Linked DNA regions of Homo sapiens: region 2 is linked to region 1. A link is an interaction called in ENCODE POLR2A ChIA-PET data of the cell type or tissue named here. Cell type or tissue: MCF 10A. All regions are shown on one strand. Links, peaks and the distances in the headings refer to the core of each region. The heading gives the core; the rest is flanking DNA. Region 1 overlaps MRC2 (mannose receptor C-type 2). Region 2 overlaps MARCHF10 (membrane associated ring-CH-type finger 10).

Region 1 (8,326 bases), core at 293-8,292:
TGGTGAGGCACAAGGTTGGGGGCGCAGGGCAGCATAGGGGCCCCGCGGGCTCTTGGCCTCCCATGGACTCCTCTCCTCATGTCCTCCTGCAGAGGGGCAGTGTGGGTAGGGGAAGCACCGACCTCCACCCCCCTCCCCAGACTGCGCCCCCCTAGCCCATGTAGGGCGGCGCTGCCCCAGGCCGAAGGTCTTGGTGCATATGGACTGGGTGCCAGCCTCCACTCACCTCTTCAGCCACCCCTGTGGGCAGCGGGCACCAGCGCACCCAGCAGCCTGGACGGGGAGGCCGGGGCGGGGCTGGTACTGGTTACTGGGTAGAAGGTTCAAGGCGACGTGCACCCAGGTTAGAAAGCGCGGAGGACCCCGTGGTCTGGGGCGGAGCTGGAGCTGAGCACCAGGCTTCCCGAACTGGCTCAGGCTTCCGAGGGAGCAGAGGGAGGTAGGAGGTTCTGAGCAGGGCCCCGGGAGCCACGGTGTGAGCTTCTCTCTCCGGGGGTGCTGGCGCCCTGCCCTCCCCACAGACCAGCCGGACAACCCCAGTGAGGAGAACTGTGGAGTGATCCGCACTGAGTCCTCGGGCGGCTGGCAGAACCGTGACTGCAGCATCGCGCTGCCCTATGTGTGCAAGAAGAAGCCCAACGCCACGGCCGAGCCCACCCCTCCAGGTGAGCCAGGGACTGTGCCGCAGGGTGGGGAGGGGCTCCCAGGGCCAGGGACACAGCCACAGAGCCGTGGCAGGCCCAGCCTCTCCTCCGGTTACCACCACAGCACAAGGGGACTCTGGATCCTCTGACTCTTATTTCATTGTTCAGTTAAAGTCTGAGCAAATTGGAATATGTCATTAATTCATTTGGGGAACATGTGCTGAGATCTGTGTTAAATGCTGGCAATACCCACTGTTACCTCGTAGAGACCACAGTCTGCTGGAGGTGACAGACATCTCAATGCAGTTAGACTATCCCAGGTCATGAGTGATTATAGAAATATGGATCAGTGTTAGAGGAGCATAGAGAAGAAACTGATTCAGCTTCTGAGAGTTAAGGAGGGGTTTATGGAAATAACATTTGATTTGGGCCTTTCAAATTGAGTCTAAGTTTAAAAGATATAAAGAGGTGTGGGGGAAGGGCATTCCTGGCAGAGGGAAGAGCATATGCAAAGGTGTGGAGGCCTAGAACTACACTGCAGCTTTAAGGGGTGGTGAGTGATGGCCGGGCACCGTGGCTCACACCTATAATCCCAGCACTTTGGGAGGCCAAGGCAGGAGGATTGCTTGAGCTCAGTAGTTCAAGACCAGCCTGGGCAACATAGCGAGACCCTGTCTCTGCAAAATATTTTTAAAAAATTAGCTGAGTGTGGTGATGCACGCCTGTCTACTAGGGAGGTCGAGGTGGGAGGATTGCTTGAGCCTGCAAGGTTGAGGCTGCAGTGAGCCTCGCTTGCACCACTGCACTCCAACCTGGGCAACAGAGCGAGACGAGACCCTGCCTCAAAAAATAAATAAATAAATAAATAAATAAATTTAAAAAAAAAAAGAAAAAAGAAAGAAAAAGAAAAAAATGGATGGTGCCTGTTGCAGTTTGGGTGGAGTATAGATTCTAACCACTTCAAGTATGGTCATCCAACCAGCAGCACAGCATCCCCGGAGGGCTTGTTAGAAATGCACAGTCAGGCCCGCCCCAGAGTAATTGAATCAGAACCTGCATTTAACAAGATCCTCAGATGATTCATGTGCAGACACAGTTTGGGAAGCCCTGGCTTAAAGGGCATGGTGAAGAAGAGGCAGGTTGCAGCCAGTCTCTGCAGGGTCTTGGCTGCTGGGCCAAGTTTGGGTGGGGCCAGGTAGGCTGTGGGGAGCCTTTGAAGATGTTTAAGCCAGGGAGTGTCTGGTTCTCGTTTGTGATCATAGAGACAGCTTTAGGGGCCTCGTGGAGGAGTTGGGGCAATGGACAGGGTCTGCTTTAGGGATTCTGCCCCTTACTGCTGTGTGGCCCTGGGCAAGCAGCTTAGTCTCTGGGGTGCAGAGTCCTCATTGCAAATGGAGAATGAAGCCACCCCCCTTGCAAGGTTGTTGTGAGGAAGGCTGGAGATCTGGCCTGGCACGAAGGAGTTTTTCTGTAGTTGGCTGTGGATGTTTACTGTGGTGTAGGTTGGAGGGGCTGTGCAGTTTCCTGCGAAGCTGTGGGGTGGTGAGGAGACTTTTACAAAGAAAATATGGCAACACACACACACACACACACACACACACACACACACACACAACACTAACTACAGACAGTAAAGAGTTTACAGAGCAAAACTTCTGCTCCTGACCATGGAAGTCTTGCCAATGATCGACTCAGGACTGGTTTTTTTGTTTGTTTGTTTGAGACAGGGTCTCACTCTGTCACCCAGGCTGGAGTGTAGTGGTGCGATCTTGGCTCACCACAACCTCTGCCTCCTAGGCTCAAGAGATTCTCGTGCCTCAGCCTCCTGAGTAGCTGGGATTACAGGCGGGCATCACTACTTCCCGGCTAACTTTTGTATTTTTAGTAGAGACGGGGTTTCACCATGTTGGCCAGGCTGGTCTTGAACTCCTGACCTCAGGTGATCTGCCCACCTCGGCCTCCCAAAGTGCTGGGATTACAGGCGTGAGCCACCGCACCCCGCCTTTTTATTTTTATTTTTATTTATTTATTTTTTGAAACAGAGTCTCGCTCTGTCGCCCAGGCTGGAGTGCAGTGGCACAATCTCCACTCACTGCAACCTCCGCCTCCCAGGTTCAAGCGATTCTCATCTCCAGGTTCAAGCGATTCTCATGCTCCAGCCTCCCGAGTAGCTGGGATTATAGGCATGAGTGTGCCACCACGCCCGGCTAATTTTTTTGTATTTTTAGAGATGGGGTTTCACCATGTTGCCCAGGCTGGTCTCGAACTCCTGTCTTCAAGTGATTCACCCGCCTCGGCCTCCCAAAGTGCTGGAATTACAGGCGTGAGCCACGGCTCTGGCCTGATTCAGGACTGCTGACCACTGCTTTATCTCCCATTCCGTAAGGGGCCAGGAGCAGAAGCTTGAAACGTCAGCAACCCGATCTAGGGCACCTCCACCTCTAGCTGGAGGGAGCCTTGGGCCCTAGTCCAGTCCTCCCACAAGCACCTTTCTGAAGGAAGGGGCCCGCTGGGAGGCCCGGGTGTGGGCATGCCTAGCCTATCTGTGGCCCCTTACCAAGTCCTCTGTCCTCTGGGTCTTCCCGGACCTGCAGACAGATGTAAGGCCTCGGATTTCCGCCCCTCTGCCCAGCCCATATCTCTCTGCACGAGGCATATTCTAGGCAGGTTCTGCTTTCCCGGTCTCATCACTTAAGTCCTGTCATTTCGAAGGCAGGCGCCCCGTCGTGTCCCCAAAGCATCCACATTTCCCAAGCTCCCTTCCGGTCCTTGAGGCCCCTCGGGTCTCAGCAGCCACTAAAATCCGCTTGTCTGGGGCGGCAGCCTCAGGTCTTAGCTCATTGGCTAACAAGAGATGATTGACAGGTCCTGAGCCAGAGAGCGAGCCCACCGGGCTCTCAGTCCGCCCAGCTTTGCCGGGTCTCCAGGAGCAGGTGTGGCTGGACCACTGGAATCCCAGTCTGAGGCCGTGTTCTAGTGGGCGCGCAGTTTCCTGCCCGACTAGGCAGAATCCTGCCCGAGCATGACACTGTGGGTGGTTTGGTGAAGTCCTGTTTTCTCTTGCCAAGACCAAGTAAGGGCTTGTTTGCCTCAGCTGCCCTCGGATCCCAACCCCTAGAAGGTGAACCTGAAAGGCATGGAAATCGGGGCAAGGGAGGGCCTGGGACGGGTGGATTTCTCAGCCCTGGGGTTCAGGGTTAGGAGTTAGGAGCGGGGAAGGAGTCCCAGCTGGGGGATGGGGCCGATCTGTAGTGACTTTGAGCACCTCCTAATGTTCTCGGTTGCCCGTCCACCAAGACCTCAGATTCCTGGTGGGCTTGCCTGGGCCCCATTAGTGGCTCAAGGTCCCGTTTCCCAGTTTTCTCCCTCCTGGGCTTCCCAGACCTGCACAGAGTGGGTGCTCAATAAATGTTATTTGAGAGAATAACAGTGATTCCATTTACTAGGCAGGGGGCCATAAGCCAAGCTTGAATCTCATAGCAGGAAACCCCATTTACAGAGGGAGAAACTGAGGTTCATGGGGCTGGTTTGTCCTTTCTACCCATCGTTTATTGACTGATTGATTGATGCATTGATTGAGATAAGGTCTTGCTGTGTCGCCCAGGCTGGAGTTTAGTGGTGCAATCATGGCTCACTGCAGCCTTGACCTCCCCGGGTCAAGTGATCCTCCCACCTCAGCCTCCTGAGTAGCGGGACCACAGGCGCACATCACCATGCCTGGCTAATTTTTTATTTTTTATAGAGATGGGGTCTCCCCTTTGTTGCCCAGTCTGTTCTTGAACTACTGGGCTCAAGCAATCCTCCAGCCTTAGCCTTCCAAAGTGCTGGGATTACAGGCCTGAGCCACCATGCCTGGCCCACCCATCGTATTCTGAGAGCCACAGCCAGAGGAAGTGTTCTGTCCTGGGTGGAATCTGCCACCACGACTTGGGTCTCTGTCCCGGGGCTCCAGCAGCCCTGTAAAGTTTTGTGTTTTTTTAGCATTTCCAAGACCTGTGGTGGGGACCGGGATTGATCTGGGAGAGTTTGGAGAGGAGGTGACTGGGAGGCCTCGCCTGTGTTGACGTCAACCCAGTGGGTTGGTTCCCAGACTGGGCGGCTCAGTCCCTGAGCAGCAGCCTCATGGGTCTCTGCAGACAGGTGGGCCAATGTGAAGGTGGAGTGCGAGCCGAGCTGGCAGCCCTTCCAGGGCCACTGCTACCGCCTGCAGGCCGAGAAGCGCAGCTGGCAGGAGTCCAAGAAGGCATGTCTACGGGGCGGTGGCGACCTGGTCAGCATCCACAGCATGGCGGAGCTGGAATTCATCACCAAGCAGATCAAGCAAGGTGAGGAGCTGCCCGCCCACGTGTCTGGGTGGAGGGCAGGGCCTCCCACTGCCCCACCCATCCTGTCCAGGAGCCTCAGAGAATGTTCCTTCCTCCCTACTGGTGGCTGAGGCTGACCTCTCAATGTTTTCTCTCCCCTCCTCTCCTGCTGCACCCCCAGAGGTGGAGGAGCTGTGGATCGGCCTCAACGATTTGAAACTGCAGATGAATTTTGAGTGGTCTGACGGGAGCCTTGTGAGCTTCACCCACTGGCACCCCTTTGAGCCCAACAACTTCCGGGACAGTCTGGAGGACTGTGTCACCATCTGGGGCCCGGTGAGATCTCCCTCTCCCTATCACAGGGCCACAAAATACACCCCCAACCTCCAGGTGCCACCCCAGCTGAAGGACATCCTAGTTACTATCAGAACCTGCCTGGAACCTCTTACCTCTCAGCAGTCCCCCTCCTCCCCACCAATGCCTTCCCTTCCATGTGAGAGACTGCCGGGGCTTGAATCCTACCTCCACCTCCACCTCCAAGTAGCCAAGTCACCTTGGGCAAGTTACTAGAGGGTCACTGGGGAGATCAGAGGAGTTAATTCTCGTGAAACCTTAGGCACAGTGCCTGGCGCATTCTTGGTCTCCTCCCAGCTGCCCTTCCCTGCCAGAAGGTGGCATCAGAACCCACATTATGTGCAGATACTTTGCAAGCAGGGCTGCACTCTGCCAGCCCTCGCCCCCAGTGCTCTACCCAGTCCAGGGTCCTGTCATCTCAAGAGATTGTTGGGTTTTATGACAATTTGCCATGGTTTGGGCTTAGATGTGGTGTAAGTGAAGGAATTGATGGAGGGCTTCAAGCAGAGATGAAAGACCCTTAAAAAAGGGACAAAGCCAGCTGAGTGTGGTGGCTCATGCCTATAATCCCAGCACATTGGGAGGCTGAGGCAGGCGGATCACTTGAGGTGAGGAGTTCGAGACCAGCCTGGCCAACATGGTGAAACCCCATCTCTACTAAAAATACAAAAATTAGCCAGGCGTGGTGGCAGATGCCTGTAATCCCAGCTACTCCAGAGGCTGAGGCAAGAGAATCGCTTGAACCTGGAAGGCAGAGGCTGCAGTGAGCTGAGATTGCACCACTGCACTCCAGCCTGGGTGACAGAGCAAGACCCTGTCTCAAAAAAAAAAAAATAAAATAAAAAGGAGAAAGCCGTAGGGACACAGACCACCCTTCCTAGGGACAGACAGGATGTTCTGCTGTCACATACTGCAAACAGTGCTGTGGACTGTAGTGGCAGTCATTTGCCTTAGGGGATGCTATTTAAGAATTTTAAAACAATTATGTATTGAGTATCTACCATGTGCCAGTCATTTTTCTGGGTGCTAGGATACACAAACACGCCTGCCCTCAGAATGGAGCTTAGAGACAGACATACTGCTGGCTGGGGGCCTGTGGATACTGGGGAGGGCGAAGACAGAAGCAGGGGCCGAGGACTAAATTCCTCCTCAGCTTCATCAGCTGAGATTCTGGTCTGGGCACACTGGCCTCTGCACACTCTGGCCCTGCAGGCACTAGCTAGACGCCTTGGGAATCCAAGCTGTCTATCCTGCCATCAGTTACTCTAACAATCTTAGCCAGTTTGTTTTTGATATTTATAAAACGAGTTATCAATAATGTAAAAGGACGCCTTTCCTTTTTTTTTTTTTTTTTTTGAGATGGAGTTTCACCCTGTCGCCCAGGCTGGAGTGCAATGGCACGATCTTGGCTCACTGGAACCTCTGCCTCCCAGGTTCAAGCGATTCTTCTGCCTGAGCCTCCCAAATAGCTGGGATTACAGGCATGCACCACCACAACCGGCTAACTTTTTGTATTTTCAGTAGAGATGGGGTTTCACCATGTTGGCCAGGCTGGTCTTGAACTCTTGACCTCAAGTGATCCGCCCACCTCGGCCTCCCAAAATGCTGGGATTACAGGCATGAGCCACCGCGCCGGGCCAGGATGCCTTTCCCATTTAGACAATGCTTGTTAAGTTTCAAGGCGTTTGCACATGAACTGCTTGTGCTCTCATCCACCCTGTGAGGCTTATGGGTTCATCCCGCCTTCCCCATTGCACAGCTGGGACACAGACATGTCAGAATCACACAGTAAGTCAGAGACAGGGCCAGCTCTAGGAACCAGATTCCAAGAAGGATTTGGGAGATTTATGGGGAGGTGGGGGTTGAGATTCTTCCTCACCCTGTGTCCGTAGGAAGGCCGCTGGAACGACAGTCCCTGTAACCAGTCCTTGCCATCCATCTGCAAGAAGGCAGGCCAGCTGAGCCAGGGGGCCGCCGAGGAGGACCATGGCTGCCGGAAGGTGAGGGTGTTTCTGGAGCTGCCCTGAGTGGGGCCACCTGTCAGAGGGGCTACCAGGGGAGGGAGAGGTGGATGAACTCCTGCTGCCTCGCATGGCATCGCCCTCTCGTCGGCACCCCCTTCCCTGAGCTCTCCAAACTGCTCCTTTATTGAAGGAGTGATACTGGATGGGATGGGACGGGTGGGCGCTGTTGGGAGGAAGCAGAGCTCCCCACCCCCAGCCCAGTCCTGAGTCCCTCCCCATGGGGGAAGCCACTTCCTCGAGACAGCAGAGAACAGGGAGGTGGGGGCTGGTCTACCCCCGAGTGCCCCCTCAGAGTCCAGCCTAGTCATGTCAAGCAGTGGCTGCCGAAGTGAAGTGTGGCCCCTGTGCACCGCCAGTCCTGACTTCCCCCTCCTCTGCCGTCTGACACAGGGCGTGTGCTGGTCTGTCTCCCCTGGAGGAGTGAGGCCACTCAGGGTGGGGCTGCACCTTCCCCCTCCTTGTGTTCCCAGCCCCAGTGGGCTTCTAGAGGATGTTTAGGGAGGTTGAGGGGGGGGGTGTCAAGGAATGAAAGCTGTGTAAGTGAGTGGGGGGTGAGTGACTGAGGGTGTGAGGGGGTGACAGACCCTCTCCTCCTCCAGGGAGTGGAGCAGGGGTGCAAATGCTGTGATGGGTGCGGGGAGCTTGCTTCTAAAAGACACTGCTTGGCCCTTGGCCCCCCCCAGCAGCCCCTTGCAGCCAGGCTGGCTCCTCACTCTGTTTTCCTTTGGATTAAGCCCCTACCACACCCACCTGGACCCCAAAGCCTCCCCCAGAAAATGAGCAGGAAACACTAACAGGCATGGCCCCATGGGCGAGGAAGCAGAGGGGAGAGCAGAGCCCAGCTGCGGAGTCTGTGGACTGGCAAGGACAGTGCCTGGCCCAGGGGCTGTGTCATGGCTGCGAAGAGGTGAAGGGAGGAGTAGAGAGGAATTACCAACTTCTCTGGCACCAAGGCCAGCCTGGAATTTGTGTGGGGAGTGTTGAGGGTCCATGGTTAACA
Region 2 (8,326 bases), core at 262-8,261, 70 kb after region 1:
TGAGTGGTGGCCCCGAGAACTCACTCAATACTTGAGGACTATTTTTTCCTTGGAAGGCCTGGGACAGGGCTGGATGCAGCTCACTCTGGGAAGGAGCACTCGGGTCTCCTTTTTTGGCTCTATCAGGGGCGTTCTCAGTCATTGGCTGTGACGATGGGACCAAGTTTCTTCTCTCTTGATTTGGCCTCTTCAGCTTAGTGTTACACATCAGGCCTTCTTGTTGAACTACTTGATCTGCATTGAGAAAAGACACATTTATCGTTCCAGTAAAAGGGCCCATGGATGAAAGGCCTCTAGCACCAAGTGCAAAATTGCCCTTTAAATGCAACAGACAAGACCTAGAGAAGAAAACAGACACGGTCAAAATGGCTGGAGGTACAAGAGGAGCAGAGCCCAGCAGGCTTCATTTTACTGCCCCGTATTCTCCTTTGTACCCCTGTGGTCCTAGGGAAATGGGGGGACCCTGAGGATACAGATTCTTTCTGCAGAAGCTCCCGGAAGACTGGCCCAGCCCCAGCCAGTCAGGACTGATGATGCGCAAACCTCACACTAAATACTGGCTTTTGTTCCATACGTACTGAAAGGGAAAACCACCACTCTGGGAATGACTTCTACAAAAACCACCAGCCCTTTCTCATCCACGTTCATTCAATGTACATTTATGACACCCTGCCTCCCACGCAGCTTTACAAGAACTTAAGAGAAGTATAACATGTCTTGGCAGATCAGGAGGAAGGCTATAGGAGCTGGCGCCCGGGGAACACTGGGGATTTTGGTCATGTTTACTATTTAGTGAAAATAAAAATTATAAATCGCTCATGAAATCGTTATCTTCTCTTTGTCACTAGCCCCAGGTCAATTCTGTAACTTCTGGCTGCCCTAGAATCCCTACTATGAATTCCTACACAGAATCACTGAACTGGCCAGAAGCATGCTAACTGTCTCTCTCTGTCTCTCTCTGTCACACACACACACACACACACACACACACACACACACACAACTTAAGCCTCACAACCCTGTGAAATAGGTAACACAATCATACGACATTATAACTTGAGAGTACCAAGGCTTAGGGCAGTCACATAACTAGCCCAAGATCCTATTTCCAGTAAGTGATGGAATGAACATTTGAACCCACGCCTGCTCGATACTAGGGTTTGTGTTCTTAACCACCACCCTGTGTTAGCCCTTAAGAAACTGGCTGGCCTTCCGATTTCCTTGTGAAAATGAGAATCCATTGAATTCATCGTGGTGTGTGTGTGCTGTTGAGGGTCTTTTACCCTCTTGATGTGAGAAGGAAACTGACAGTACTTCTCTGATGCCACTTACCTTTATTCCCTCCTGACATCGGCCTCCCCCCGCTTTGTTCTCCTCTCTGCTATTGTGTGGGATCTGATGAGATGCTGCTCTTTTTATCATTCCATTTCTAAAGCGGTTCACCCTGTAGAGTGGACGGGACTCCACGGGCCCTGGAAGGTCTGTGTTGATAACAGCTCGGGCTGGTGAAATGCAAATCCTCAGAGCATCGGGCACCACCAAGGGCCAAGTCAATTCTGGCTCACTTTAATTGGGGCTCCTCACAGGGGGACACCAGTGTGAGTCTCTAATGTCCTAACACTCGGGCAGCTTCTTTTATTGTTAACTGCATGGGACACTCAGCAACGCAGTATGAATCTTGACTCATCAGCTCTTCTAGAAATCAGTTAAGCTCTCCTCTCAGGCCCCTCCTGGGTTTTATAAACCCCAGTTAGAGATGCAGCAGCAATTCAAGGATGCTTTGAGCATCTGGCTGTGGAACTACAGCGCTGGAGCTGGTGGCGAGGCCACTCCAGACTGGGCCGACCCCCATTTTGGGAACAAATGCTTCTACGTAAGCAACTGAATTCTCCTGAAAATTTTTTAAAATAGAAAAGGGGGCTGGGGGCTGTGGCTCACGCCTGTAATCCCAGCACTTTGAAAGGCCGAGGTGGGCAGATCACTTAAGGTCAGGAGTTCAAGACCAGCCTAGACAACATGGTGAAACCCCATCTCTACTAAAAATACAAAAATTAGCCGGGTGCTGTGGTGTGTACCTGTAATCCCAGCTATTTGGGAGACTGAGGCAGGAGAATCGCTTGAACCCAGGAGGCAGAGGTTGCAGTGAGCCCAGATAGTACCACTGCACTCCAGCCTGGGCAACAGAGTGAGACTCTGTCTTAAAAATAAATAAATACATAAATACATAAATCAATAAAATAGAAAAGGGATCCAGAGGAGTTGGCAGTGCAGGCTTTGGCTGATGACTTTTTTTTTTTTTTTGAGACAGAGTTTCACTCTTTTTGCTGGAGTGCAATGGTGCGATCTCGGCTCGGCTCACAGAAACCTCCACCTCCTGGGTTCAAGCAATTCTCCTGCCTCACCCTCCTGAGTAGCTGGGATTACAGGCATGCTCCACCAAGCCCGGCTAATTTTGTATTTTTAGTAGAGACAGGGTTTCTCCATGTTGGTCAGGCTGGTCTCCAACTCCCGACCTCAAGTGATCCGCCTGCCTTGGCCTCCCAAAGTGCTGGGATTACAAGTGTGAGCCACCGTGCCCGGCCGGCTGATGACTTTTTGTTTTGAATTTGTTGGAGGGCCTTGGAGGTGAGCTCACAGCGCTGGAACCGGAATCTTCCGGTCATTCCCTGAACGCACATGACCCATCCCTGTGAGGAGAAACACCCAATGGGCAAAAGAATCAGCAAGGGCCGCTTTTGAAAAACAGAAACTGGAAGCTCAACGGGAGCCATTAGCTCATCTCATAGAGGCCACTGAGTTGCCACAGAGTGATGCTGGCCTGGGGGACAGAAGAAGTCCCAGGGTATGCGCGGTGTTGCGGCTCCTGCAGATTCCTGAAACATGCATCTTCACCCCTGTCTCGTCACCACAATGGTCTTCCTCTTTAAAAATTCAATCAGAGCTTCTCTGCAGTGTGTGTGTGTGTGTGTGTGTGTGTGTGTGTGCGTGTGTGTGTGTGTTTCCCCTAAAGGTGGCAGACTGTGCCATTCTCGATTTATGCTATTTTAACCCTATTTTTTTATGTCTATCAAATAGAGAGCAGATTTCAGGAGCTCTAGGGCTGGGAATAGACAGGCACACTGGTATGCCAGGGATGTGCTATTCATAGACCAGGCCCTGCAGATGCTGCAAATGCTTCTCTGAGGCCCTGGGCTCCAGCTGTGAGTGAAGTGCCTGCCATCTCCAGGAGTTCTAGGGCAACAGAATGAAACCAGAACAAGCATCTGTCTGCCTTAAGACTATGCCTTCGACTTCTTGGTGTGCTTGACCAATAGTTTCCTACATTCCAACAGCCACACACTTTTAACTTTTTTCCCTCTGGTTATAAAAGTGGTTTATCATCATTGGAGAAAATTTGGAAACTATAGAAGAAGATGAAGAATAAAATAAAAATCCCCCATAATCCAAAACTCGGATGATCATTGCTATTGTTCTGGAATTCAGAGTGGGTTGCATACTCAAGACCCCAGGGCTGTTTTCATCCTGCAATTGTGCTTTGGCTCAGCTTCTTTTTTTCTTACTTTTTTTTTTTAATTTTAGAAACAGGGTCTTGCTCTGTCACCCAGGCTGGAGTACAGTTGTAGGCTCAAACAATCCTCCTGCCTCAGCCTCCTGAGTAGCTGGGACTACAGGTGCATGCCACCACACCTGGCTCATTTTAAAATTTTTTTCTAGAGATGGGGTCTCACTTTGTTGCCCAGTCTGGTCTTGAACCTCTGGCTTCAAGCAATCCTCCTGCCTTGGCCTCCCAAAGTGCTGGGATTACAGGCATGACCCACCGTGTCTGGCCATGGCTCAGTATTTGAACAATGAATTTATTACCTTTAGGTGGAACATGTATATTGTAGCTTACCACAGGCTCCATAACCCGTTATGCATCTGTCCTGCTATATCCACCTGCTCCCTGAAGGCATTTGAATTTATAACCCAGGGCTCTCTTATCAAGAGATATTTCTTAACAAACAAAACTGAAGTGAAGAAATTAAGTATCTTATTATGAGCATTATGCCATGCCATTAGCTATTCTTTAAGAACATGATATTAATTATAGTATAAAGGTATATATTATAATTTGTTAACTCTTCCCCTATTGTTGGGTATATAGGTTGTTTTGAGGTTTGACTGTCAGCGATTACAATGTGATAAATGTCCTTGCTCATACATTTTTGACTATATATTTTCTTAGACTAGATCTATGGGAGTGAAATTGCTAGGTCAAAAGGTATGAACTTTCTAAGAGGCTTTGACACGTTACCAAATTCCTTTCCAGAGAGTTTTTACCAAATGACCCAACAGGTAGGCTATGAAAGCATCTCTCTCATAACTGTCACCAGCAATCCATGTCAGTAGCATAGACACAACAGTGCCCAGGAATGTTCGTTGTTAGTTTCACTACTAGTATTACGTATCATTTTTAAAACCTTAGTCAAATGGGTAGGCCAAATTTACGTCATGTAGATTTACATTTATTACCTTCTGAGGTTGAACTTTTTAAAAAATATGACCTATATTGTCTCCAGATGAACTTTAAAAAAATGTTTATTAGCCATCTGTATTTTTATTTTTATTTTTTTTGTGAGACAGAGTCTCACTCTGTCACCCAGGCTGGACTGCAGTGGTTATCTTGGCTCACTGCAAGCTCTGCCTCCCGGGTTCACACCATTCTCCTGCCTCAGCCTCCCGAGTAGCTGGGACTACAGGTGCCCGCCACCACGCCTGGCTAATTTTTTTTTTGTATTTTTAGTAGAGATGGGGTTTCACCATGTTAGCCAGGATGGTCTCGATCTCCTGACCTTGTGATCCACCTGCCTCGGCCTCCCAGAGTGCTGGGATTACAGGCATGAGCCACCGCGCCCAGCCTGGAAACTGTTTTTTTTTCTTTTTTTCTTTTTTTTTTTTGAGATGGAGTCTCACTGTGTCACTCAAGCTGGAATGCAGTAGGCATGATCTTGGCTCACTGCAACCTCCACCTCCCAGGTTCAAGCGATTCTCTTGCCTCAGCCTCCGGAGTAGCTAGGATTACAGGCATGTGCCACCACGCCCAGCTAATTTTTGTATTTTCTGTAGAGACAGGGTTTCACCATGTTGGCCAGGCTGGTCTTGAACTCCTGACCTCAAATGATCCGCCCACCTCAGCCTCCCAAAGTGCTGGGATTACAGGCATGAGCCACCATGCCCAGCCTCCTTCCTTATTTTTCTATTAGGTATTTGTGTTTTTCTTATTGATTTGTGAGAGCTTTCTGCATATTATCTCTGTCATATTTGCTTCAACTCTTTCACTGATACAATTCAAATACCTGGCTCCTACTCCATTTTGTGCAAACCACTTTAGAATGTGAGAAAAGAAGCTAAAGGGAGACTTGTGAGGAAATAATTTGGGGAGATAAGGAGCCACGGGTATAATGGGACATTAGGATGAATTCTCATCAGGTCACAGGATGATGGGCGATGACTCCTGGGTGCAGACAGAATTGTATGAGTCCCATCCGTGGGTCCAGGAACATTTCACACATGGAGACGCTTACCTTTCTCCTTCCTTCCTTCCTTCCTTTCTTTTTTCTTTTTTCTTTTTTTTTTTTGAGAAAGTGTCTCACTCCATTGCCCAGGTTGGAGTGCAGTGGCATGTTCACAGTGCACTGCAGCCTCGATGTCCTGAGCTAATTTATTTATTTTTTTTGGAGATATGGGGTTTCACCATGTTGGCCAGGCTGGTCTCAAACTCCTGGACTCAAGTGATCTTCCACCTCCGCCTCCTATAGTGCTGGGATTACAGGGGTGAGCCACCCTGTCTGGTGAACCTCACCTTTCAAATAATATTCAACAGTTCATTAAGGGTTGTTGGCAGGAGAGAAACTATAAAAAGTTCAGTGCCCACTGTGTGGACTTATTCTGTGCTGGGTGCTGGTCAGTGTATTATTTTACTTAGTTATTATAACAATGCAATGAGGTAGATTTCATTATCCTTATTTTAAGATAAAGGAACTGGTGCCCAGAGTGGCTACTTTAGCACCCAAGATGCCATTGCTGGGAGGAAGAGCTGGCATTGGAGCTGAAGGCTGCCTTAAAGCTCATGCCCTTCCCGGCAGAAGGCATTGATCACTGGGACCCTGTGGACATCTCCTTGCTGCAGACTCATATATGCAGATTCCAAGCCATCAAAATACTAACACATTCTTCAATATGTATATATGTCCACCACCATCTATATCACATTTAAAAACAAAGGCAGGCCGGGTGCCATGGCTCACGCCTGTAATCCCAGCACTTTGGGAGGCCAAGGCAAGCAGATCACTTGAGGCCAGGAGTTTGAGACGGGCCAACATGGTGAAACCCTGTCTCTACCAAGATACAAAAAATTAGCCGGGCATGGTGGTGCGCGCCTGTGGTCCCAGCTACTTGGGAGGCTGAGGCATGTGAATTGCTTGAATCCGGGAGGTGGAGGTTGCAGTGAGTCGAGCTGGTGCCACTGCACTCCAGCCTGGGCAACAGAGGGAGACTCTACCTCAAAATAAATAAATACAATAAAAAAATAAAGGCAACTGTGTTCATTGGTCATGACATAATGGGATGCTCAGTGGTTTCCTAAGAGAAAGAATGGGTCTATGGCCAGGTTGACTGTGAGGTGATGCTTTCCATGAGTTCCAAGGGGGTGATACACCAAACCAGTCTTTGGGAATAAAGCATAGATTCGTTCCAATATTGTGTATTTCTCACACATCATGATCTCTCTGAGTTGAGTGCCCTGGGTCAGAGGGGAGAAGATCTCTGCTGGGAGGTGAGCAGCCTGTCACCCACAGACACACATCCTCCCTATCCCAGGAACTAAGTGAGAACAACTGCCAGGTGGGACATGCCCCAGAGTTGCAGATCCGCTTCTCTGCCTTCCCCAACCCCTGCCATCTACCACCCAAATGCCATCCACCATCCAAATGCCCTCTGGAGCAGCTGTACAGCTGGTGTCCACTCAAAACCAGTTACACTCATGGAGTTATGGGAGAGAAAAAGATATCCCCCCCGACCCCGCCTTCCCCTTTTCCCACCAGCCTCTCTTGGAGGAAAAAAAACGCCAAAAGCCCTAGGATCATACAATTTGCTTTTAAAGCTGTTTCATTTTAAGGTACATGCACCTCATTTACTTAAAAGTACAAGTATCTAAAAACCATAAAGAATTCACCGGGTAACAGCAAAAATCAGTCCTCCTCTCCAAGGACAAAGGTTCGGGAGCCCCGGGTCCTTACCTGCTCCCCTGGGAACCGGCACCTTTGCAGGCCACTGCTGTTTCTGTCTGCTTCTGTCCCCAGATGCTCTCGGGCTGTGCGATTCTGGGCTGACTGTAAATCTCCTCAGGTTTGGCTTCCTCTTTCTTAATAAAACCATTGGTGCTTGGTCTGCTGAAAGATGCAAAGTCTTTTCAATAATTATTTTGTTTACAGGAAAATGTCTTCCATATAAAGAACGTTCAAAGGGCCCAGCAATGTTTGGGGGTGGGGTTAGGTGGAAGGGCAGTCAAGAGAAGGGACCCAGGAGGTCACAGAAGAGCTGGATTTGAAATCTGGTTTCATGTAACCATGTGAGCTTGGGAAAATCACTTCACCTCTCCAAGCCTCAGTTTCCCTACCTGCTACATGGAAATAATCATGCCTCCTTCATAGGATCACCTGAGGTCAGGAGTTTGAGACCAGCATGGCCAACATGGTGAAACCCCATCTCTACAAAAATACAAAAATTAGCTGGGCATGGTGGCGCATGCCTGTAGTCCCGGAGGCTGAGGCAGGAGAATTGCTTGAACCTGGGAGGCGGAGCTTGCAGTGAGCCGAGATGGTGCCACTGCACTCCAGCCTGGGCAACACAGCAAGACTCCATCTCAAAAAAAAAAAAAAAAGCCTCCTTCATAAGCACCCATGATGCCTGCGATGCAGAGGCCGAAGGTAGGGATCTTTCCTTTTGCTAAGAAGTTTTGTCTTTTTTTCTTTTTTTTTTTTTAAGATGGAGTCTTGCTCTTGTTGCCTAGAGTGGAGTGCAGTGGCATGATCTTGGCTCACTGCAGTCTCTGCCTCCCAGGTGCAAGCGATTCTCCTGCCTCAGCCTCCTCAGTAGCTGGGATTATAGGTGCCTGCCACCATGCCCAGCTAATTTTCGTATTTTTAGTAGAGACAGGGTTTCACCATGTTGGCCATGCTGGTCTCAAAGTCCTGACCTCAAGTGATCTACTCAGCTTGGCCTCCCAAAGTGCTGGGATTACAGGCATGAGCCACTGCGCCCAGCCTTGCTAAGAAGTTTCTAGGTT

What was found. ChIA-PET counts read pairs that join two places held together with the same protein. Peaks named below come from ENCODE experiments on the same cell type or tissue, not always from the same donor. Only the 100,000 strongest peaks of a DNase experiment are listed, where the experiment ranks them.
Region 2: POLR2A ChIA-PET joins it to region 1 with 5 read pairs; 2 of 35 experiments call an interaction of 5 or more read pairs at or near these places.

What each region holds. Positions count from the first base shown.
Region 1 is chr17:62,666,869-62,675,194 of GRCh38, forward strand. MRC2 (mannose receptor C-type 2) reads left to right here. Exons shown (of 30, transcript NM_006039.5): 5 at 1-2; 6 at 522-665; 7 at 4,781-4,969; 8 at 5,130-5,284; 9 at 7,195-7,302. Among named protein-coding and RNA genes, the nearest start is that of MARCHF10-AS1, 35 kb to the right of the region's middle. RefSeq lists enhancers at 2,591-3,350, 3,351-4,109, 4,429-4,929, 4,930-5,430, 5,678-5,747 and a silencer at 5,440-5,734. In MCF 10A, for the core only: a CTCF peak has its summit at 5,623 (motif pointing right); DNase peaks (open chromatin) are centred at 1,723, 3,683, 4,893 and 5,613.
Region 2 is chr17:62,737,099-62,745,424 of GRCh38, forward strand. MARCHF10 (membrane associated ring-CH-type finger 10) reads right to left here. Exons shown (of 11, transcript NM_152598.4): 5 at 7,278-7,430; 6 at 1-234. It overlaps MARCHF10-AS1 (MARCHF10 antisense RNA 1), which reads left to right. Exons shown (of 3, transcript NR_147886.1): 3 at 1-824. Among named protein-coding and RNA genes, the nearest start is that of MARCHF10-AS1, 35 kb to the left of the region's middle. RefSeq lists an enhancer at 2,836-3,491. In MCF 10A, for the core only: no CTCF peak of the experiment used is centred there; no DNase peak of the experiment used is centred there.